Linked DNA regions of Homo sapiens: all the other regions are linked to region 1. A link is a loop called in an ENCODE intact Hi-C map of the cell type or tissue named here. Cell type or tissue: PC-3. All regions are shown on one strand. Each heading gives the region's core, and the rest is flanking DNA. Links, peaks and the distances in the headings are about the cores only.

Region 1 (6,223 bases), core at 854-5,853:
TTTGAGGAATCACCACAAGAGAGAGCCTTCTTTACAGGGAAAGCAAGCCTGGGTTTGAGGAGGTGACGGCAAACTATCGCTCAGGACCAAATCTGCCACCTGTTTTTGTAAATAAAGTATTGTTGGAACACAGCCATGCCTGTTTGTATATGTATTGTCTATGGCTGCTTTCAGGGTAAAATGGCAGCTTTGAGTAGCTTGGACAGAGACCGTGTAGCCCATAAAGCTGACAATATTTACTATCTGGATGGATCTGTACAGAAGAAGTTTGCTGGCCCCTGGTTTAGAGTTTTACATTTGCTGAAAACAGTAATTATTGAACAGTTTCTTTACGTTTGCCACAGAGCACCATTTGTGCCTCGGTCTTAAAGCAACCCTACATCTCATCACTTTGCTGCCATAAGTTCTGAGAACAATTATTTCTTTGTTAACATTTGGTAAACTTATCTCTAGGGACATAAAAGAAGGTTGGGAACATCTCTGAGGTTTAATTTCAAAACACGTTGAGTTTAACATGGGGATTCACCAAGTGCTGGTAGCTAGAATAATGATGCACTTATCCAAAGACTTTTCAAGGGGAGGTTACTGACTAGTGCTTTGTAGTACAGGCCATGAGAGTAAACATGAAAAAAATGGGCATAATTCCTTTTCCAAGTTTTAATCATAAATGATCATTTTTTTAAAGATTCCAATAACTTGCCCACTAAGAAAAAAAAAAGGAAAAAAAATGGGGGAGGGAGATAACGACACAGTGGTTTTGTTCTAAAACAGTCATGTGCAATGTCATGGTGCCATCTACAGTATTTCAATATTTTCACCCAAACACCAGAATTTGAAGAAGCCCTATAGACACATATCTATTTATTGAGGGAGAAACGTTTTTCTAGCACAACAGTATAAGAAGGCTTTAGGCTAAAATTTTCTCTGTGGTCACGGTCTTCTGTCTTCTTCTCCTATGAACCATTTTTAAGTTTATTCCGTTTCCTGACAACTTCTTAGTTCCCATTGTGATAGTAAATATTAAAATTAATGAATGCGCTGTACCTGGTAGGAGTGCAATGAAACTGTTCAAAAATGTTGGGATTTAGTATCTGCTCACGTTCACACAAACACAGTCACTATTGTCAAATGCGCTGCAGTGGTGGAGTGTAGCAACAGGAGGGATGAGACCCAAAGGTCTGAAAAGCCAGTATTTTAAGAAGTCTTGGAAAATGTGGAGGTTGAAAAATCTAACAGGAGTGCTTGCTTCAGCAGCAATTTAGAGTAGATTAGCATGGCCTCTGCGCCAGGATGACATGCACATTCCTAAAAGTGTTCCGTGTTTTAAAAAAAAGAGAGAGACAGAATCTAAGGGGATGTGTACATTTGCTAGAGCTACTATAACAAAGTACCAGAGGCAGGGTCACTTCAACAACAGAAATTTATTTCTCACAGTTCTGGAGGCTAGACGTCCAAGATTAAGGTGTTGACTGGGTTGAATTCAGCCCATAACAGGAAATAAGGAGTTAAATAAAGCACTTGCTTCTATTGTTTGTACCTAAACTTAACAGAACACAGTAAGTAACAAGTCATTGGGATGCAGAAAAGAAAAAAGAGAGTGAAGGAAGGAGAGAAGGTGAAGGGAGAATGGAAGAGAGGAAGGGAGGGAGGAAAGAAAAGTTTGATGAATGATTGCAGTCTAAACTGGTTCAAACAAGAGATCTTGTTTAATTAAGGAATTCATCCCATCTCTGCCTATTAGGAGGAGGAAAAAGTCTAAAATAGAAGATGGTGAAAGTTGGATGACCCCAGGCATTAAGGCCATTCATCTTTAACTGTTATGCTTGGATCATGCAAATGTGTCTGGTAGCTACAAGGGTTGCTGTGGGTACTGAATGTTTTATTGTTCTGAGACTATCAAAGAAAATAGCCATGGGACATATAGACCACAGAATACTATACAGCCATGAAAAAGAACAAGATTGCATCCTTTACAGAAACGTGGATGGAACTGGAGGCTGTTATCCTCAGCAAACTAACACAGAAAACCAAATGCCACATGTTCTCACTAATAAGTGGGAGCTAAATAATGAGAATTCATGGACAGAAAGAGGGAAATAGCAGATACTGAGGCCTACTTGAGGGTGGGGGCTGGGAAGAGGGAGAGGTTCAGAAGAGAAAAAACTATCTGATACTATGCTTAGTACCTGGGTAATTAAATACTCTGTACACCAAACCCCTGAGTCATGAGTTTACCTATATAACAAACCTGCACATGTACTCCTGAACCTAAAATAAACATTAAAATATTTTACAAAAATAAAATAAATTAACAATTAAAAAAAGAAAAAAATGAGACAATAAATAGATCCTGGGAAAAACTGTCCCCAGAAGTGTTCTTTTAAATTTGCACTACAGATGTAATCCAAGTTGAGTAAAATAGAAAAGCATGGATTTGCTGTTCCTGAAAGTCATTCATGGTTAATTGCCGAACACTTTCATCTGCAGTGTCTGTGGAAGGGTAGAACCTTAAGTAGTTTTTCATTCTCTGACTACTCAACTAGAAAGGCATAAGAGGCAACTCACTCTATGATATCTCACTGTTTGGCCTCTCCTGTTTCATAGTAGCAAAGGATTTTTGCACTTATCCACTAATTTATGATTTCTTCTTAATAAAGGAAACAAGAGCCTCTATTTATTATGATTCCTGCCATGTGTGAGGCTTGAGCTGGGTATTTTACATACATTATTTCATTTGATAATCACCTTTTCAAACTCTTCAACCACATAAATGCATTACAGAGAGCTATTTTAGATAAACATGGTTATAAATATGTAAACTATATAAAACCATATGTTAGAACCATTCTGTTTCATGCTTTTAGAAAATCTTACTATAGACCATAAATTAAAAACAGTAAATTATAAACCAAACACTTTTATGGGGTTTTTTTGGTCTTGCAGTTCTAGCTGAAGGAATACTGCACTTTAACTCACATGCTGATTAATTTTATTCACAAATTTTGAATTATAAAATGTGTAGAGTCACAGACAATTCAATTTTTTCAACACCCATTTTCCCAAGACAATAACCGAAGTATACATACAGTAGCCACTATTGGCAAAAAATGTATTCCTCATTTATGGAAAAAGTGCAAATAAAGAAAAATTGCTGTTTATAAGCATAATTCCAATGACTGCTGCGAGTGGGAAGCACAGTGATTTTGTGTTAGATCTCTAAGAGCTTACAAGATGGAAGCTTGTGGTGTAAGCATTTAGTGGTGCAATACTGTCATCTCGTGGTCAGTATGCAGTATTTCAGATTTAGTTGGAGAAAATGTCTGAAAATCGTTAACGATATTTCCAGTCTCCTTTCACATACTTACTCCCCAGAGAGTCTGATTTGTACACATAGACATGATAGAATCGGCTTGTTATTTAAACAAGCAGATGGATGTTGTATGAGATTGTTCCAGGAGTTTACTGCCTTAGACCCGGACGAGAGGGGCCCTGCCCTGGCCCCGTCAGTTAGAGGGCTCAGCTTTGACCTCTCCTGCCTGTACCCCTCTCCACAGATCAAGAAGTCCTCGGAACCAAGAAAACGCCCATCCAAAACCAAGCCCTTTTCTTCCCTTTACCTGCCCTCTATCTCACCTCACCAGCAGTTCCACTTTCCTGCATCTGGATGAATGCTCTAATGCTCTCACGTTGCCTGAGGTTTCATGAATAATAGCTGGCTGCCACTTCCCAGATATCATTTGCATTTGAGCAGCTTCCCGACATATAACACACCCCTTCCCAACAATAATAATGATGAAAGGAATTTTGAAGATGCAAAAACAGCCCCATGGAATAACTTTTCTCACCCCCTTCAAATCCTATCCCAGCATGTATACAAGAACATGTGAGCACTTTCCAAACCTTAGCTCTCCGCTGCCACCTTCAGGACGATTTCAGTAACCGCAGATACTGCAGCTGCTTAGCTAAGAAACATTAACACTCCCAGACAGAGAAACCTGGCTGAATCCTGAAATAGAGCCAGGTGAGAAAAAAGTGGTCGGCATTTAGTTTATGGTATTTAGCAAAATCTTGTAACATATTTTATTGGATACTCTATCAAATAACAGAATAACAATAGCTAACACCATATATAATGTAGACATGTGTAAGTAATAAAAACTGATAAAACGTTTTGTTTTATATGTATAACAAAACTATATGAATATAAATAAAAATATGTATACATCCTACAGTAACAACAGCTGATATTTATTTGGAGCTTTTTCTGTGGCAGGCAGTATTCTGTATACTTCATCACTGTAAATATGTTTACATGTTTTGAAATGTCTCAATAACAACATGAGGTACATACTACTCTTAGTATGTTCCTTGCCCGTGGGGGACTCCTGTCTTTGCAGTGAGTCAGAAGATAATGACATAAAGCATAGACATAGCATTGCCCTGCATTCATTCAACAAATATCACCGAGCACTGAGAATGCAGAGATCAGTAGGACAAGCAAGTTCTTTGCTCACGACCATGTGTGCAGGTAGGGAGATGAGCAACGGAAAATAAATATTTTTAAGGGAATATATGAGTGATAAATGTAGCTTATAAAATGTATAACTATACTGGAAATCAAAATAGGGTGACGTGATAGAAAGTGACTGAGAGGCTATCATACATTGAGTGGTCCAAGAAGAGTTGCTATTAAAGTAGGGCCAATCTAAAAAAAAAAAAAAACTATATGATGATCTATGGAGAACATTCCAGAAAGATATGAAGAGCTAGTGCAAAAACTTTGAGAAGGGAAGCATTTCAACATACTTGAAGAACACAAATAAGGCCATTGGCAGGGGTGAGAAGGGAAGGGAGAGGGTGGAAGAGGGAGGGCTGAGAGCCAAACACAGCCACAGCATGGAGGGCTTGATAAGCCAGGGCTGTGCAATGAGGTTTTTTACCAGGTGGGAAGAGAAGTTCTTAAAAGGCTCTGAGACTATCAAAAAGATCACTCCGGCTGCTCCATGGAGACAGGAATTTATGGTGCAGAGAACGTAGAAGCAAGATACCTAGTGAGAAATCACGTGCAATATAGAGGCTCAAGAGACACCACCTTTGACTAGCAATGGAAATGGACAGATCTAGAAGATCCAGGTTTGTTGTGGCCATGGAGTCTACAGGTGTACCTGATGTTTTCAATGTGGAACAGAAGGGAAAAGATGAACTGAAAGTCATACTTAGATATGGGAATTGCTATGACCTGGGAGGAGAAAGTTTCTGGGTGGCGAGAAGCAAATCTAGAGTTGTCCTGCAAGGCCCGGATGGAGGAGCCCATTCTGTCTTCCTGTTTGACCGCAGTCCAGCTATTGGACCTCATGGAGCCCTAATGTACTTATCTGTAAAAATGCAGGAGCAGGTTCCTGCCAGATCAGTTTCTCTGAGTCTCGTGGGATTTAATTGAAGTTGACACAGAATGACTTTAAAACCTTCCAAGCCAATGGCTAATGATGAAAATACATATGAAAATTAATTTGGGGGATCCTGTGCAGAGGAAAACAAAATAGTTCTATTCAACCCTCAAAGGAAATGTCCAGAAGTGAAGATGAAGTTATCTTTCAGAGTTCCAATACTCCTACCCCACTACCTGTTTAAAATGGACTTTTATGTTACATAATCCTGAAAATGTTAGGAGTCAAAATTCCTCTAGATAAATGTGGTACACATATACCATGGAATACTATGCAGCCATAAAAAGAAAACAAAATTGTATCCTTTGCACCAACGTGCATAGGAAATCTTATCCTTTGCACCAACATGGATAGGACATCTTATCCTTTGCAACAAGGTGCTTTCAGAAGCAGGATGAGCACTGCAATTGAAGGCTAAGAGGAAATGGCTCTTGGCCAATTTAACTGATCAGTCTGTAAGAAATTAAAAGGAACATAACCAGAGAGAGATAGGGTATCTCTTATGAGAACATCAGAGGAGCGTCTATGGCTGTGTAATGTTGACATTCTCTTCTCAACGTGGATGCAGCTGGAGGCATTTCCTAAATGAATTAACACAGGAACAGAACAGCAAATACCACATATTCACACTTCTAAGAGGGAGCTCAGTATTGTGTATGCATGAACATAAAGATGGTAACGATGCTGAGGACTACTAGAGTGAGGAGAGAGGGACAGGAGCAAGGGCTGAAAAGCTACCTATTGGCTACCATGCTCACTACCTGGGTGACAGGATC
Region 2 (6,223 bases), core at 689-5,688, 210 kb before region 1:
AAGTTTAACTATGACTTGATTTTATTTGCATTATTAATTAATTTGTCTGTTAGGCTGAACGTCCAAAGAACATTTTTTCAAGTTCACTATCTTTACTAGGCTTTATCATGATGTTGGTATACCTGGGTTGTTTGGTTTCTTCATCAATTTCCCATTGTTATATAACAAGTTGCCACAAATTTAGCAACTCGAAACAAGACAAATTTATTATCTTATGTCAATGAAAAGAGTCAAACTCTGTAAAATATTTGAATAGATTTATTCTTAGCCAAATATGAGTGTCCATGGCCCATGACACAGCCCTGAGGAGGTCCTAAGAACATGTGCCCAGGGTGGTCGGGGTGCAGCTTGGTTTTGTATATTTTAGGGAGGCATGAGACATCAATTGAATACATTTAGGAAGGCATGAGACAAAATTGAATAAATACATTCGTTTGGTTCACAAAGTCAGGATAACTAAAGCAGAGGTTTCCAGGCTATAGGTAAATTTAAACATTTTCTGGTTGACAAGTGGTTGAGTTTATCTCAAGACCTGGGATCAATGGAAAGGAACATCCAGGTTAAGATAAAGGATTGTGGAGACCAAGTTTTATTGTGCAGAGGAAGCTCTCAGCAGACTTCAGAGAGAGAACAGGTTGTAAATGTTTCTTATCAGACCTAAAAGGGTGCCTGGCTCTTAGCTGATTATCTCCTGGATCTGCAAAGAATGGAAGGAAAACAAAAGGGGGAGGGGATTCTTTATAGAATGTGGATTTTTCCCACAAGAGACTTCTCAGGGCAATTTCAAGGTATGGCAAGGAAATATATTTTGGGGTTAAATACTTTTTCCTTGTTTCATAATGTTATGCCAGAGTCAGATTGAAAAGTAAGTCACGATATATAGGGTCAAATAAAACCCATCTAATGAGAACTGATGGTTTGTAGGGCATGAACTCCCTAGACCTCTTGGGTAAGAATTTGGCCAAGATAAAAAGTCAGAGCTTAATCCTCACTACAGTATCTACGGGTCAGAAGTCTTGGCAGAAGTTAGCTGGATCCTGTGCTTATTAGGGTCTCACTAGGTTGAAATCAAGGAGTCAGAGGGGGCTACCATCTTTTCTGAGACTACTGGTCATCTTCCACATTCATGGGTTGTTGGCAGAATTCGATTGCTTACCTCTGTAGGACTAACACCTAGCTTTCTTGCTGGCTCTCTGCTGGAGGCCACTGTCAGCTCAGTTTTGAGAGACCACTAAGCCATTTCAGGCCAACAGAATAGCCTTGTTTTAAAAGACATTATAACTATGTGTCTTTCCTGAAAATATTGGTAGAGGTCATTCTTTTCATGCATTACTTGTTGAGTTATAAATTTAGTCTCTGCTTAATTTTTATAAAGGATTTTTAACAGCATTTTAAGAAAATATAGTATAAAAAATAGGATGAGAAAATTGAGGCAAGGAGAAAATAAGTACAGGTGAAATAATGCCCAAGGTGAACGTTATATCCCAAACTGCATAATATAAAATTCTACTATATAGCTGTCCTACATTTACAATCTAAGCATGCTATTAATAGTTAACAAAGCAGAGAAGGAAACTGACATTCCTTCAGAAAAGCTTTTTTCAAGCACAGAAACCTAATCGAAATTTCTTCCATGAATCCTCATGAAAAGGGCACCAAGTGGTAGAGTGAGCAACATTGCAACTGGCCTCCCTAAATAAATCCAAAGGCATAGTTCCAACACATAAACTCTATAAAAATATTTAATAATTGTATAAGAAAACAAAAATGTGGTTTAATTTGGCATGATCTAGGCATGGAATTTAAAATACATTAAAAAACGCATAGACTACAAATTCTTTAGTAAGTTATCCATGAATAGCATTACTCAAACTGAGTTTTTGATAAAAATTACATGGCAAAGCATTTTAAGTTACATTCTCTGGCTAAAACCTGAAGGTTATACATGGCATGTAGGGAATAGCTAGAGGATTATCATGCTTTGACAATCAAATAGGCCTGCAGGGATACTGACATCCCCTTATTAAAATGAGGAGCCTAACTAAGACTTGGGCTTGGATAGACTTTCATCCAATGACTGTATGGAGTTGATTCAAGGTAGTGACTTTGGGCAGAGCCAACATTTTACTCACTCCTGGGGCTGATGCAAATATGGGCAAATCAGTAAATGAAGGTCTAAATTCTCCATGAAAGACTATGGCTGCAAGAATTTTCATATAGAAAATGTTATGAACAGGTGTTACAAATAACCAGAGCACCCATTTATAATGTTGGTGAAGTATCCATAGAACAGTGACTATAAAATCCTGAAATTAAACTATGTTTGTCTTCTGATGATTCTTTACAGTAAATCAGAAAAGCATTGGTATAGATTTTTCTCCAGCCTACTTAGAAGCCAAGGAATAGAAAAATTTGTTTAGTTACATTGGTCCAGAGTTTGAGATTGTCAAGGTGTCATGACAAATCTACCATAAATTTCATAAAACCACCAAAAGGTATTAGATCTGGAGAACACAGCAGAGTTAAGAACTTGACAATTATGGTGAGGGTTGAAGGACAGGCAAAAAGGGAGCAAGATAATTTGAGTGATAAAAATAAAGGGTCCTTTTGTTAAAGTAGGAAATTTCTGGCTTTCAGTTTCCTAAGAGAATCAGATCCGGTGGTGAGAAATTTCAAGGTATAATCACACACATGAATGGCTAATGTGAAATTAAGGAAAGTTTATAGAGTAGAAAAGCTTAGGAATGGTGAGTCTAGAGTTGCTGAGGACTCAATGTCCAACAGCCAAAATATACTCACCTACTTCAAAAGAACTATACTCTGAGCTTCAATTATTTGCTAGTTGTTATTTCCTATTTACTTATGTAAGTTACTTAGTTAAACTGGTTTGAAAACAATAGCCAGCAAATAAAGTGCAAATTGTTTCATAACTAATACACTTTGTCAAGCTAATTGAACTCTACGTGCTAAGGACTTTGGCATCAACAATGATGACTAATAGCTGAAAAGGGAGATGAAGAAAAGTTAATGTGAGGGAAAATGAAAACTTGGATTTATAGTGTAGTCCAATTGACTAAAGTTTCAAAATAATATTGACATACTGATAGTAAATGGAAAAAACGAATGGTGGAGAAAGCAGTCACGATTTCACAGAAAACCACTTCCAATAGAAATACCATTTTAGATTGCTCATCTTCTAAATGAATGTTTAAAATGCAATTTTTAAGAGAAAGTTTTATTTCCATTGTGGTTACTAATGCATCTGAGTCACTTGTATATTCTTCTCCAGTGTGATGTAAAAAAGGCCAATGAAGAAATAAATCACTTTGATAAATACCTATGTTTAACAGAACATCTTAGGAAGGTCATCCTTAAAGACCACGTGTTAAGTTGGCTGAGTATCAATACAATGAGTATGCATTGATTCACAAGGAACTCATGTCCCTAGGGCTCCAGTTTCTAAGAGTGGTCCACAGTGGTAGCTTCAAGCTGAACTCTGAACGTGAAATGAAATCCTATGTCATTTGAATTTTTTCTTTTTTTTTTTTTTTTGAGACCGAGTCTCGCTGTGTTACCCAGGCTGGAGTGCAGTGGCGCGATCTCGGCTCACTGCAAGCTCCACCTCCTGGGTTCACGCCATTCTCCTGCCTCAACCTCCCAAGTAGCTGGGACTACAGGCGCCCGCCACCACGCCCGGCTAATTTTTTGTATTTTTAGTAGAGACAGGGTTTCACTGTGTTAGCCAAGATGGTCTCGATCTCCTGACCTCGTGATCCACCCACCTTGGCCTCCCAAAGTGCTGGGATTACAGGCGTGAGCCACCGTGCCCGGCCTGAACTCTTTTTCTATTCTCGAAATTGTGAGATCCTCTGACAAATTCTGCTAACAGTTCCAAGGTTTAAAACTGGGGAAGTTAGAGACATGTTATTATTATTTTTTTTAATTTCAACTTTTATTGTAGACACAGGGAGTACATGTGCAGGTTTGTTACATGGGTATATTGCACCCAGGTATTGAGCATAGTACTCAATGGGTAGTTTTTCAACCCACATCTCCCTTGCTCCCTCCCCTGTCTAGTGGTCCACAGTGCCTAATGTTCCCATGTGTATGTCCATGTATGCTCAATACCATAATCCTAAGTGAATTAATGCAGGAACAAAGACATGTTTTTGTTTTTGTTTGAATGCTACATCTGGGGCTGGCTAGGATTGAGAAGACACTATGTCTTGCTGATATGTCAGTCGCAACTTCAGCCTCTTTTGTGTGTGTGTGTGTAAAAAAGAAATCTTTTTTATTTATTTATTTTCAAATTATAAATTCATAGGGTACATATGCAGGCTTGTTACATGGGTGTATTGCATAATGCTGGGTTTAGGCTTCTAGAGAACCCATCACCCAAATAGTGAACATAGTATCCAATAGGTAGTTTTTCAATTCTTGTCCCCCTTTCCACCCTCCCCACTTTTGGATTTCTCAGATCTATTTTTTCCATCTTTATAGCCACCAACATGAGTCTTTTGATGAAATAATGTTTGGCTGAGGTCCACAACTTAAAACAACATTCCAATATAGATTCTCATGATCCCTGAAGAAGTGTGTCTGATGTGGCTAAACATCATCAAATGAGTAAGTCAACATAGTAAAAGAAAAGAACAGTTCTTTATCAGATTAAATGAGCGAAACAGCTAAATGTCAAGTGACAAAACATTGGGACTGACTGTATAAAATGCTAATAACATCTACCAAACAGTTTACATTGTGCTAAACAACTTATGCACATTATTTCTTTGATTCTTTTTAACACATGGTTGTGGGCTGAATGGTGTCTCCCAAGAAGTCATATGCCGGGATCCTGTCCCATAGTGCCTCACAACGTGACATTGTTTGGAGTTAGGGTTGTTGAAGATGTCATTAGTCAAGATGAGGTCATACTTGAGTGAGGTGGGTTTCTAATCCAATGTGACTGGTGTCTGTGAAAAGGGGAAATGTGGACACAGGTCCACATATAAGGAGAACACCATGTGAAGATGAAGGTAGAAATTACAGTGATGTGTCTACAAGCCAAGGAACACCAAAGATTGACAGAAAATCACCAGAAGCCTAGAGAGGCATGAAACATTCTCCCTCAGAGCCTTCAGAAGAAAGCAATCCTGCTGGCACCTTCATCTTGGACTTTGAGCCTCTAGAACTGTGAGGCAATACATTTCTGTTGTTTAAGCCACCCAGTTTGTGGCATTTTGTTACAGCAGCACTGGAATCCTAATGGATGCTGTATTAGATAAATATTTTAGGCTTAGGTAGGTATTTTTTGATCACTTCTATGCAATGGCTTGACTATTGTTCTATTTGTCCCTAAATCTGGTTCTTCAGCCTCCCCAGTGATTCTGTGAGCTAGTGATCATCCTTTAACAGCCTTTTTATGATTAAGTCACCCAGGATAGTCTCTGCTGCTTACATCTTCACAGGAAGAAGAGAACTGTAGACATGCAGCAGCCATCTTGTGGATATGAGGGAAGAGCCAAATAGACTACAAATCGGTTAACACAGAGAACTAAAATTGTGGAGCTACTGAATGAACCAGCTATGGAATTGTCTGTGTGTGGGCATTCAGATGGACATACCGGATAAAATTCTGGACTGGTAAGAGTGTGGGGAAATTGCCAGTCTTAAGCAGTGCTGATGGAGGTGTGAATTGGTAAAACAATTTGAAAAGTAAGTTGCTAGTTTTTATAAAATTTTTAAAAATAAATGTATTCTCTGACCCAGTATTATCTTTTCTGGGAATCTATTTTACACATTAAAAAAGCACTAGATTGTCATATACTATATATATATATATATGTCATATATAGTTATACATATAAGCCATATATATTTATACACATAATTATATATCTATTAAAATACCTGAAGGAATGGTCAATATAAAGAGTATCATCCAATTTTTAAAGAAGACAGGGATAAAAACCCCTCTGTGCTTTTTGGGGGGATCTATTTGTATGGAGCAGATAAACACATGGAAAGATAAGTATCAAACTGTTGCCATTGGTTACTTCAAGGGAGTGAGTTTATAACAAGAAAGTGGAAGCAGATAACATTAAAGTTTTCCTTATATGACTCAGTATTATTTGACTCATTTCAATAAGCATGCATTATTTTTTACATAAAACACATCCGGAGTGGAAAAGCTTTTTCCAAACACTGTCATTATGTCATGCTAATA
Region 3 (6,223 bases), core at 687-5,686, 300 kb before region 1:
CATGCACATGAATTTACACTTCTCCCTGACTTAGATTATTAGAGAAATAGGAAACTAGAAGTTAAGAAAAGGAAGCTGAAATAACTCATAAGGGAAAAGATAAAAGAGAGATGAGGCAATGCAATGAAACTGTAGGAGAGAGAAAGAGAGCTGGGAGAAGATTATCCCCAAACCTTGCAATTGAGTGTTTTGGTTTATGGGTGAAAACATCCCTGAAGTTATAGGTGAGGAAGGGCTTTCTTGTAAATTTACTATGTTCAGAATTGGCACCACTGGGCCCTGCACTGGGGAATGCAAGTTGAGAAATAAAGACTACGTGAGGTTAGTTTTTCAGCTCAGGCATCCACATGAATGTCTGCAGAAATGCGGTGAAACCACACTGATAAAAGGTAAATTAAAATCATAAAATCAGAGAGGCTTTGAAAATTAGACAGTGGACAAACACAGGGACTCTTCTGCACTGTAGATTAACACCATCAAACAAAACAAATGTATAAGTTCTGTATTTAATATATGGAAAAAGGAGAACAGAGATACTGAAAAGTCACTGGAGATCAAAGAATGATAAATTAATATATATCCATTCCATGCTATTAATTACCAAATGAAGGAACGTGTGAGATATTGACATTCTCATTATTTGGTGGGCTGTTTTCATGGCTCTATTTTAGAAAACATAAACTATGTTCATCAGATTTTTGAGAGATTAACTAATTATCTCATTTCCCCAATCCTAATTTTCCCTGGCGGGATTGTAAGTTTCTTACATAGGGATTTTAGTAATCTAATTTTATGTATAGAGAAGAGACTATTACATTGTGGCCGACTAAATTCACCACATCCCACGTGGTTGTATACACACAACCTTAGGAGAATTGCAAGAAGCAAGTTTGTCAAAGTGAAACCAAAGAGTTTGAAAAGTGTCCTGTAGCCGGTAAGAAACCAAGGAAAGATTTTAGGTAACTCTGTCTTGAAAATAATTGTTTATTACTGCCTCCTCTTCTTGTCTATTGAGAGTTCTTTTTGTAAGGTGCCATCTTTAAATTATGTTGAGTCTTCCTGGAAATTCAGTGGAAAATTCTTTTTTATTGAGAACATATGCATTAAAGGAAAGGAATTTTACATGTGTGAGAATACAAAATAACCAATATTCTAAGTTAAAGAGAGAGACGGAAAGAGAGTAACTTGTTTTGGGCTCCTTCACTGCAAAAGAAGGAGGTTTGGTATTGTTTTCATTTTTTTAACTGCATGCATTGCTTAGTGGACAAATGAAAATTAGGCAATTCTATTTGCCAAAGCTTCAAGATCTCACTCTTGAATCAGAATACCAAGTACACTTAAGATACAGCAAGAAGGAAGCTGCAATCTGGCATCACACATGAATCATATGTAAACTATGTACAGTAGTGATCTTCCCAGTGGCAGAAAAGCTCAAAGCCACATGAAACCAATCAACACCATATTGATGTCATCTTCTCAAAACTTCTCATCTGTTTCATAGCCATCAGACATTGTGATCTTTAAAGCAGATATTTACCCTCTCTGTTGCTAACTAAGCCAAATTTTGCATTACAGTAATTTTTTACAAAATATTTTTTTCAGATTGTTGAAAGAACATAAAATGTAGTGGTTTATTTATTTAGTGGTAACAGTAATTAACACTAATATTATTAACTAACTTATAAACTGTCCATTTAAAAACATGCTTATACATTTATTATGTGTCTTTTTTAATGACTAGATCAGCCAGACTCCTAATAGAAAATTATGACATTCTCAAACTGGATAATTGGAGTTCAATAAAACACCTATTTCTAAAAGTATGGATAAAGCTAAAAATGGTAGCTCAAATAATAGTAAAATACCTCTTTCTTGCAACCTCTGATAGGCAATTGCTCCTCTGGTTTGGAAACTGTCCCTTCCAGAACTCATGCTGAAATGCAGTTGCTATTGTGACAGTATCAAGAGGTGGAGTCTTTAAAAGGTGGCAGGCCATGAGGGCTTCACCCTTACATGTGGAATGGGTGCCTTTATAAAAGGGTAAAATTGGTTTCCTCCTTCTCTCTTGACATTCTGCCTTCCACCATATGATGACACAATAAGAAAGCCCTTGCCAGATGCTGGCACCTCAACCTTGGATTTCCCAGCCTCAAGAAGTAAATTTCTGTTCATTATAAATTACCACATCCGTGTCATTCTGTTATGGCAGCACAAAATGGACTAAGGCAGTTGTCAACAACTTGACAAATCTCAAACTCCCCCTTGGCATCTGAGGTACAAGGCAGAGACCCCACTGAGAAGTCTTCTATGTGTTTACATGACATGAGTGGATTTAGTTTTCCTCATCATAATCTGTCAGAGTTTCCTCTTAGACAAGCTTGTGAAAAATACATCGTCATGCCCTTAACACTGGATTGGAAAAACTGCACCAAAATCGCTTGAAGGAAAACCGACTGAACAAAGTTTCACAATAATGTCACTCCTACAATGCATCATCTATGCAAAACAAGATATCAAATTCTATAACTTTCCAGCACACTAAATTATCTCCCATTTCCTCTACTTTTTTTCTTACAAAAACACATACTACACTCACACACGCACCTTAATTGCCTATCAACAAAAACTGTGTACTGAAACTTCCAAAGAAGTTAGGTGAGGGTTTAAGTATTCCTTTTACATTTGCATGCATGTAAGCACCTGTGATCATAGGTCTTACCTTTCATGGTTTCCTAGGTAATAGGACCTCTTCGTTGATAGAATGATCCTAATATTGACATAGGAAAAGGGGCCACAAATAAGAGTTGGGCTGTTACTTAGGAAAGCTTGTCATTGTTACTTCCCCAGATAACAAGAATAAATGATGCAATAAAAGAATGAGTGCCTGCTTCAGCAACTCATCATTAAAAGTGAAGAACTACCACAGGAAGCAGAACTCGAAAAGAATGTATGCACTTATGCAACCTTTCTTGTAGCTTTTTGCAGCTAATTCTTATTATTATACATCAAGATAAGAAAAAAATCACATAAATCTTTGAAGAAAAATGAATGAAAGAGGGCTTTCTTTAAAGGTTACTAGCTAAATCCATTTCTTTACTTTCTGATTTTTTCTTTCTTTTCTTTTAAATAATCATTGAAGGCATTGATTCAAAGGAAGTTAATGCTGCAAAAGACCTAGAAATCATCTAGGAGTCTTTTGACTTTAAAATACTTTTTCTGAAGAATAATTTGTTCAAGTTCAGTAAAATTCCAACATGTGACAGAGCTTTGTTCTGGCTGAAGTCCACTTGGGTTCCCTTCCTCTTGTAGCTGACATCAGTAGTGGCTTCTACAGGGATTCTGGGTAATTCCTCCCAGAGCACTGGCCTGGAATAGTGCCCTCTATGTAGAAATAAGAAAAAAATGAGGCACAGAAAGATGAAGGGATCCACCATCACAAAAGTGGTACACAGCAGATAAACATCTCTTCTTTGCCTTTTTATCTCCTACATTTGTCTTCTCATCTTTAATTCATTTGGTAGATCTGCAGAATAACTTTCCAGAGAAGATCAACTGCACCACATAGCTAAAAGCTGACTTCCTTTTTTTTTCTTTCATTTCAAAAAATCAAAACACCTGGTTGTGAAATGCAACGTTTTCACAGAATATTTAATTTGGTCCACTTACTGATAGTATCAGTTTTATGTGAACAGTTACGTGGCAATTAAATTTCTCAGATTACCATTTTTTAAAGAGTTCTCCAGAGTGCGTCAATGGCAAGGGATCCATTTTTCCAAACCTGTCTTGTTTCCTTAGTGAGTCAGTCTTTCAAAGCTTATATTGCAGTCATTCTTTGTATTATAAAAGTGATCCCTAAAGTAAGAAGAACAACTACATGTAGTCTCTATAAAATTCCTAGCCTAAATAGTCATTTCAAATGCCTTGCTTTCTCAAGTATTGCTTAATATTATGTATGACTAGCACTGTACAAAATATAGAACACTTGGGAGAAGATTATGGCAACAGTGAGATCTGGGAACATTTGTGTATTGGAAGGAAAAACCATGATTCTGATGGGCAAGAAAGAGAATAATCTTGAACAACAAAAGAAGAATATAAGAGTTTGGCATATCATGCTTTTCCAAACGTATGGCTTCATTTAACAAACTTGGGACAGTCTTTATTTTTTCCATGATTACTTGTGTGTCAGCAGGCATAGCTTGGCCTTCTCCTTCATAGGCCTGACACTGAGTCAATGCTTAGCATCCAAACCACACATAAACTATTTTTTCCCCTAGAAAGTGCTCATTGGATGACTTAATAAAAGTATTTTAATGTTTGGAAAGGAAAAACATGTTTGCCTTATTCCTTTAGATTTACAGCTGCTTAGGGTTTATAGAAAATACCGTTGTCAACAATATTCAAAAGGCAGAATACAAGAGTTTGAGGATGCAATCTTGCTACCCCTATGTTACTCCTACCATTCTGATATGGTTTGGCTCTGTGTCCCCACTCAAATCTCATCTTGAATTGTAATCCCCACATGTCGAGGGAGGGACCTGGTGGGAGGTGATTGGCTCCTGGGGGCAGTTTCCCCCATGCTGTTCTCATGATAGTGCGGGAGTTCTCATGAGATCTGGTTGTTAGATAAGTGTCTGGCATTTCCCTTGCTCGCTCTCTCTCCCTCCCTCTCTCTCTCTCTCTCTCTCTGTCTCTCCCCTGCTGCCATGTAAGACATGCCTTGCTTCCTCTTTGCCTTCCGCCATGATTGTAAGTTTCCTGACACCCACCCAGCCATGTGGAACCATGAGTCAATTAAACCTCTTTTTTTCATAAATTACCTGGTCTCAGTATGAAAATGGACTAATACAAATCCGCATACCAGAAAGCCAGAGTGATGTAGTCTGATGCAGAACAGAAGTTACTATAGAAAGTGTGGCATGGGTGGCTGATTCTTGCAGGATGCTGACTTCTTGATGAGTTTTCAAACCTTGGACTTTGTACACACCAAATTGTTCTGAGATCAGGACAACTGACTTCTGATTCTAGCGAATTTATGCAATTCCTGTAAGAACAGAGCAAGGAAAGATGAGAGCCTGTAGCATTGAAGTCACAAATGATAACAATAGCACCAGTATAATAATAGCAAATGTTTTGGGAGCATTTACTATTCCAAACACTACACTAAACACTACATGCATCATTTTTCTTATTCTCACAATAAACCTTATATTTCTGTTTTGCAGATATGGAAAACAAAGCTTAGGAAAGTTAGGTAATCCATCTAAGTTCACAGAGCTAATAAATTATGGAGTGAATATTAGGAGTCTGGTCTTTCCCTTTAATACCAATACCCTGTTCTTAATCAGCAACAAGGCCACTTCCATCTCTGAGTGAGGAAGGTGGACTAGATCATGTATAAATTCCAGATAAACTCTTTCAAGCTTTTGATTTTATACTAAAAATCATCTCCTAAACTCCACTAGCAGAAAAATAGCATATCATCTCCAGGAACACAGTCCTCAACAGCTGCTTTTCCAACCTCATCTTTCAAAGCAACCTGTTCATACATTTCTCATATTCTAAGTGAACAATTTCCAAGGCCTTTCCACCTCTCTGACTCCATATTCACTGCTGTTTTTTATTCTCACTATTGTCTCCCTTCTTGCACTTTTACCTATCAAAATTCAAACTAGCTATAATTTCCAAACTAAATGCCACTTTCTCCATAAAGCTTTCTCATCAGATGATGTCTGCTCTACGAATAATTTTTAATTACCAACCACACATGTCCTGTGAGATGTTATAGCCTTTTGCCCTGTGGACCACACATACAGTGTGGACACTGTAAAAGGAAAAAAATTGTCTAATAACTCTGTCTAATTATCAATATTGTCTAATGACTCTGTTCACCTACTATGGAAGTGGCTGATTCTTCTCTTATCGCTCATCTTTACCTCTACATTAACCCAAGTCAAGTGCAGCCAATAAGGTCACAATGAACTGCTTATTTGTAATTATTTTCCAAAGGATTAAAAAAGTGCAACATATCATTTACAGATCCTATGTAATCAGGAATCTTTACATAAATAAAAGTCAAGCAATTTCAGAAAAATGCTGCTAGGAAACAATTCTGTCCAAAAATTCAGAAACAACAATACAACCAAGGGTATGCATGTGTAATCCTTTTGGTAGCACATTACAGACATACTTCTAATACTTCTAGTACTTTATATTCTGAAGT
Region 4 (6,223 bases), core at 721-5,720, 74 kb before region 1:
TGACCAAAATAAATCACATGACCAGGTCCAATAGCTATGTAACAAGGAAGTACATGCCTCCTGTGCTGGTATGGTCGAGGGCAGTATTTGCTGAACAATAATACAATCAATCACACTTGCCAAACTACCAGGGTTCCATCCATCAAATTCAAGACATATACTGACCACTTCAATTAACCGTGTATTAGTGATATAGGTCTCAAATGTTGAAGAGCATCAAAATCACCTGGGGAAATTGTTAAAAAGTATAAATGACCTGGCCTTCCCACAGTGATTCTAATGTAATGCATTTGAGGATGGGACCTAGGATCTGTATTGTTACCAATCTCATCAATAATCCCATCATACACCAAAGTTTGAGAATCACTGGTTTGCAGAAAGCTATGCCTAGAGATTAGGACAAGTCACTATTCAGAGCAGGTGCCTACTTTTTGACTTGCTGTCCCAGGGAAGAAGGGAAGATGACACAACAACATTCCCACTTGTAGAAAGAAGAGAATAAACTGGGCTGGGTGCAGTGGTTCATGCCTGTAATCCAGCACTTTGGGAGGCCAAGGTGGGCCAATCACTTGAGGTCAGGAGTTTGAGACCATCCTGGTCAACATGGTGAAACCCTGTCTTTACCAAAAATACAAAAATTAGCCAGATGTGGTGGTACACATATGTAATCCTAGCAACTCGGGAGGGTGAAGCAGGAAAATCTCTTGAACCCAAGAGGCGGGGGCTGCAGTGAGCCGAGATCACACCACTGCACTTCAGCCTGGGTGACAGAGTGAGACTCAAAAAAGGAAGAGAATAAACTGAAGTTTCTGATGGATTGGATGTTGGCTCCCAATTATTTCCCCTCTGTGTTTTCATATCTTTGCCATTTGACTTTGCAGTTCCTCCCACTGTTTCCCTACCTTGTGGTTAGACTTAACCATGTGACTCACTTGGCCAGTGAGATGTGGGCGAAGTAACAGAGTGCCAGTTCCAAGCTTAAACCGTGTTCCTGCTTACCCTCTTGATCTGTACCTTGAGAACAGCTTTTCCTGGTAGCTGCTGCCAGTCCAGACAGGACCCCAGAGTTACACATTGACCAGCCTAAGCCCAAGCAAGAAGCCAAGCCCAGCTGGACCCAACTTGAATCAGAGCTTTTTAGCCAAGAGCAGTTAGATCAATCCATCTCCATATGAAATCCATACACATGAAAGAAAAACTGATTGCAATTTTGAGCCAATGGATTTGGGGGTGACTTGTCACTCAGCAAAAGCTAACTCATAACCTCTCCCCAGTTTTAGCATTATTTGGGTAGCAGGAGTGGGAACTCATGCTCCCTACATTGAAAAGGGGCTCAGACTTTAAGCAAAATAATTTTCCTAATTTTATGAAACATTAAGGATATATACTACTAGGAAGTATTCTCATCTGAATTCACAGTGTGTCATTTATTTGAATATACCTGAAGAACGAAGCATATGAATGTAGAAGAGTGAAATAAGAGAAAATAGGAATATTTAGGTCATATAACAGCATCATTTTTTTTTTCAAAATAGAAACAGATTGTTGTACAGAATCCAGCAATCCTGGTGGAAATACTCTGCAATGGAAGCATGTTTTCCATTAACTTAAATATTGTGTTAACCTCAATCAAAAATATACTTTCTTAAACTAAATACAGAATTTATAGTTTTGAGAAACAGAGCCTACAGTCTAAATGGGCAAAGGAACTGATGCAAATGACTCTGTCCCACATGATTAAAAATATTCTTAGTTTTATTTTGTAAAAATGAAATTAAAACCTAAAATAGAATTTATTCTGTCACTCAACCAAACATTTAGCCATGTGTGGTATCTTTTACATCTCCAGAGTCCATTTTCTTTTCTCATTGCTGTGTACTGTCTTGAGGCCATAAGGACACGGTTTCTCTCTATTCAATAAAACTACTCAAGAAAAACTTCTCACACACAGACAGCCTCTATCATCTCAAGACTCTTGGAGGCTGACATTGCAAGGCAGATCTTTCTACTAAGCTAGTGAATCTGAGAAGTATTGTCAGAGCTCTGTCCTGTTAGAAAGTGTATTAGTCCGTTTTCACACTGCTACAAAGAACTTCCCTGAGACTGGGTAATTTATAAAGCAAAGAGGTTTAATTGACTCACAGTTCCACATGGCTGGGGAGGCCTCAGGAAACTTACAGTTGTGGCGGAAGGCTAAGGAGGCATGTCTTACATGGCAGCAGGCAAGAGAGAGCATGTGAAAAAGGAACTGTCGAATGCTTATAAAACTGTCAGATCTTGGTGTGAACTCTCTCACTATTACAAGACAGCATGGGAGGAACCACCCTCATGATCCAATCACCTCCCACCAAGTCCTTCCTTCGACACATGGGGATTATGGGGATTACAATTTGAGATGAGATTTGGTTGGGGACACAGAGTCAAACTATATCAAAGAAAGTGATGCAACAGGTAATATATTGTATATCTGAGTTGCACTCTGGGCTTTTGGGCTTAATGGGAGTGTCTTGCTATGAAGAAGAAAGATGTATGGAACAAGGAGGGGCAAGAGCCTTCACGGGAGGCTCAGGCCTCAGAGACTGCAGCCAGCTTTGGATCTTGCCTGTGATCCATGTATTTCTCCTGTACTTCATCTTTGCCTTTTGAGGGACCAAACAAATGTGGAAACTTAATCACGTCTTCGAAAGAAAGTGAGAACAGGCAGTGGTGGGAGAGAAGCAGTGCACTGTTGGAAGAAAGAGTAAAGGTCCAAATAAATCCTGTCTGAAAACCCAAGGTAATAAAGTGGGCCCTAATCATGAGAGGAAGATTTCAGGTTAACGCTACCATGCATCCTCCTTTTGCAGGCAACCTCTTCCTCTGGCTGCTAGAAAAGGAAGAATCCTCTTCATATATCCAGCCTTAGAGGTGAGCAAAGACCAACTCTGTATTCATTTGACATGAAATCAAACATTTCTGGGACTAGAAGAAGTGATTTCCCAGCCCAGAAGACTATGATGATAAATACAACCTGGATTACTGCAGTGTGGTAGGAGTGGGGTGGGCAAATAACCTGGTGTTTATAACGTGTTTAGAAGACTCAGAGTGCTTGATGCTAATTCCCAAGAAGCTGAGTTTCGTATAGCAATGCCAGGGATATCATCATTCCATAAATCTCGTTTACACCCTTAGTCACTAGGAAGCTTGGCTTTTTTATTACATCTGACGGTTGCTTCCACAATCATAAACATGATCCTCTGAATCATTTCCACTCTTTGAAAATGTTAGTTTTAATGTCACACGTAAATTCTGCCATAGCACTAATATTCACAATTTAATTTGCAAAACCTTTAATCCAATATATGGTCTCCCCTATCATTTCGCTGGAAAACAGAAAATTGTGAAATTCTGTGACTTATTCACTCTACAGTGGAGCAGAACAACTCAAGACCCATCAATCACATGACCAGTCATAGGCAAGTTTAAAGTACACGTTGTTTTTCAATCACCAGAGCACATTAGATAGTAGGCTCTTTTGCAAAGCAAACTCCCAAAAAAAGAAACATAGGCTTAAATAGTTATCATTCTCATTAAACATTTGTCTAGTTCTCTCTTCACTTGAAACAGATGTTAAATCATTTGGAACTTCCCTTTGCTGAGTCCTGTCCTCCACAGAGGCTTGTTCTCTGTCTCTTTCTCACCCTCTGTCTTCCTCAGGTTAACAACTGCCCCAAGTACCAATCTATAAGGGATACTGCCTATCACTGGGTGTTAAATTTCCACTGGAAATTTAAGATGTAGAAAATGGTATTGACCATAATATTTTCCAAGGAGAGGACTGCATATGTTTACAAAGAGAGCTTTAAGTCATTTGTAGCCAAAAAGACTCTTGAGGTGAATCCTAGAATTGCAAATAAATGTTTGCTCCTCTGCCCTGTCAGAAATGTGCAAGGCTCCTGTTTGGTAGAAAAGAACATGCAAGTTTTGGGGCCTGAGCTGAATTTCTCCATTAATAGAGAAGAAAGCGGGCTCTCCAGGAGGTGGTCTTTCTCCTCTTGTTCCCCAACCAGTGTACACCCCTCCTTTAAATTAAATGTAGAGAGAATATTTAAAGACAATGGTTTAAGGTGGTGCTGTATTAGTAGGCTATCCAAGACACTTGTATGACTCAAAGCAACCAAATGCCCTGCTCTTTTTCTCTTCTTGACGCTGCTCTCTCTTTCCATTTTTCTTGACTTGTTTTAATTTAAAAATTAAAAATGTAATTCTTCCCTCACAGATGTGAGCTAAGTCTCAGCTCTTCCTTTTATCTCCCAACTCCTGATTCAACTAAGCAAACAAAAAATACCTTCCTTTTCTATTCTTCCTTCTACATGATAAACGCAAAAAGAAGGAAGGCAGAGAGAGAGAGAAAGAAAAAAAATAAAAAAAGAGAGAAAGAAAAAGAAAGAGAAAGAAAGAAAGAAAGAAAGAAAGAGAAAGGAGAGAGGGAGGGAGGAAGGAAAGAAAGAAAAGAGAAGAGAGAGAAAGAGAGAGGGAGGAAGGAAGAAAGAAAGGAAGGAAGCAAAGAAGGAAGGAGGGAAGGAAAGAAAAAGAGGAAGGAAGGAAGGAAGGGAGGGAGAGAGGGAGGGGAAGGGAGAGAAAGAAAAACAGAAAGAAGAAAGGATGAAAGGGGGAAGAAAGAAAGATTGTCTAGAAAAATGCATGATAGTGTTTTAGCAATCATTCAAATGAATCATTCATAACTGTTTTCTCCAATCAGAAATTTGTCTGATTCAGAAAATTTAGAAGTATTTAAAGAAAAGAAATTTGTCTGACACTACTTCTCTTTACATTGCTGAAAGTGGATTTAAATCTACTTTCTCACTCCAAAAATAAACTTCAGATAAATTTATATTCTCAGCAACATTCCAAACTCAAACACTTAGCTCACATATAACCCACATATATGGTCATATGAATATATGACTTGAAAAAGCTACATAAGTGAAAAATGCATAAAATGAATAGTTTCTCTTGCATTATAATCAACAATGTCCTTCAAGGTTTGAGGACAAAACATTCGTTAAAATTAACCACTCAGATAACTCAGATGGTAGTGTCAGATTTAAATCTACTTTCTCACTCCAAAAATAAACTTCAGATAAATTTATATTCTCAGCAACATTCCAAACTCAAACACTTAGCTCACATATAACCCACATATATGGTCATATGAATATATGACTTGAAAAAGCTACATAAGTGAAAAATGCATAAAATGAATAGTTTCTCTTGCATTATAATCAACAATGTCCTTCAAGGTTTGAGGACAAAACATTCGTTAAAATTAACCACTCAGATAACTCAGATGGTAGTGTCAGAGGCATTTGAACCAGAGCAACTCCATCTTAAATAGAAGCTGGGTAAAATGAGGCTGAAACCTACTGGGCTGCATTCCCTGAGGGTTAAGGCATTCTAAGTCACAGGATGAGATACGAAGTCAGCAAAAGATACAGGTCACAAAGACCTTGCTGATAAAACACGCTGCAGTAAAGAAGCCGGCCAAAACCCACTAAAAGCAAGATGGCGACAAGAGTAATCTCTGGTCATCCTCATTGCTACACTCCCATTAGCGCCATGACAGTTTACAGATGCCATGGCAACATCAGGAAGTTACCCCATATGGTCTAAAAAGGGGAGGCATGAATAATCCACTCCTTGTTTAGCATATCATCAAGAAATAACCATAAAAAATTGGCAACCAGCAGCCCTCAGGACTGCTCTATGGAGTAGCCATTCTTTTATACCTTTACTTTCCTAATACACTTGCTTTCACTTTATAGACTTGTCCTGAATTCTTTCTCGCTCAAGATCCAAGAACCCTGTCTTGGAGTCTGGATCTGGACCCCCTTCTGGTAACAGCAGCCCCAGTCAAAGACTCTCAAAAGCATAACTCATTCAGAGGTAGGCAGACAGAATGAGACTCCCAGGGAGCTTGTCCTGCTTCTCTGGAGTTAAATGGAAGGCTCACTTCATGATCTCACTCCTTGATTGCCCAACTGCATTAATTTTTTCTGGTTTTAGTTCTTTTTGTCTCCAGATCTGAGCACTCACCTTGAGAACTCTTTGCTAGACCCAGTATGTTAGTCCATTCCTGCTGCTGTCACAAAATATCTTAGACTGGGTAAATCATAAAAAATTTATTTCTCACAGTTCTGGAAACTGGGAAGTCCCAGGTCAAGGTGGTGGCAAGTTCAGTATA

The links. A loop is a pair of places that touch in the nucleus more often than their neighbours do. Peaks named below come from ENCODE experiments on the same cell type or tissue, not always from the same donor. Only the 100,000 strongest peaks of a DNase experiment are listed, where the experiment ranks them.
Region 2: a loop joins it to region 1, with 5 times the contacts of the local background. A loop is called at or near these places in 10 of 110 quality-filtered maps.
Region 3: it touches region 1 in a loop (5-fold over the local background); 2 of 110 quality-filtered maps call a loop at or near these places.
Region 4: a loop joins it to region 1, with 2.5 times the contacts of the local background. A loop is called at or near these places in 4 of 110 quality-filtered maps.

Annotation. Positions count from the first base shown.
Region 1 is chr21:28,741,966-28,748,188 of GRCh38, forward strand. It overlaps a transcript of HEMK2 not described here and the pseudogene LOC124905067. Among named protein-coding and RNA genes, the nearest start is that of HEMK2, 140 kb to the right of the region's middle. RefSeq lists a silencer at 642-936 and an enhancer at 3,646-3,735. In PC-3, for the core only: CTCF peaks have their summits at 3,274 (motif pointing left) and 3,942 (motif pointing left); DNase peaks (open chromatin) are centred at 3,266, 3,926 and 4,426; H3K4me3 peaks cover 957 bases; H3K27ac peaks cover 2,527 bases.
Region 2 is chr21:28,534,588-28,540,810 of GRCh38, forward strand. LINC00161 (long intergenic non-protein coding RNA 161) reads left to right here and starts at 4,731. Exons shown (of 2, transcript NR_026553.2): 1 at 4,731-4,941; 2 at 5,466-5,768. In PC-3, for the core only: no CTCF peak of the experiment used is centred there; DNase peaks (open chromatin) are centred at 3,394, 4,564 and 4,874; H3K27ac peaks cover 4,645 bases.
Region 3 is chr21:28,441,429-28,447,651 of GRCh38, forward strand. No RefSeq gene overlaps it. Among named protein-coding and RNA genes, the nearest start is that of LINC00161, 95 kb to the right of the region's middle. In PC-3, for the core only: a CTCF peak has its summit at 3,429; a DNase peak (open chromatin) is centred at 3,813; H3K27ac peaks cover 2,573 bases.
Region 4 is chr21:28,668,572-28,674,794 of GRCh38, forward strand. It overlaps a transcript of HEMK2 not described here. Among named protein-coding and RNA genes, the nearest start is that of LINC00161, 130 kb to the left of the region's middle. In PC-3, for the core only: no CTCF peak of the experiment used is centred there; a DNase peak (open chromatin) is centred at 3,160; H3K27ac peaks cover 2,947 bases.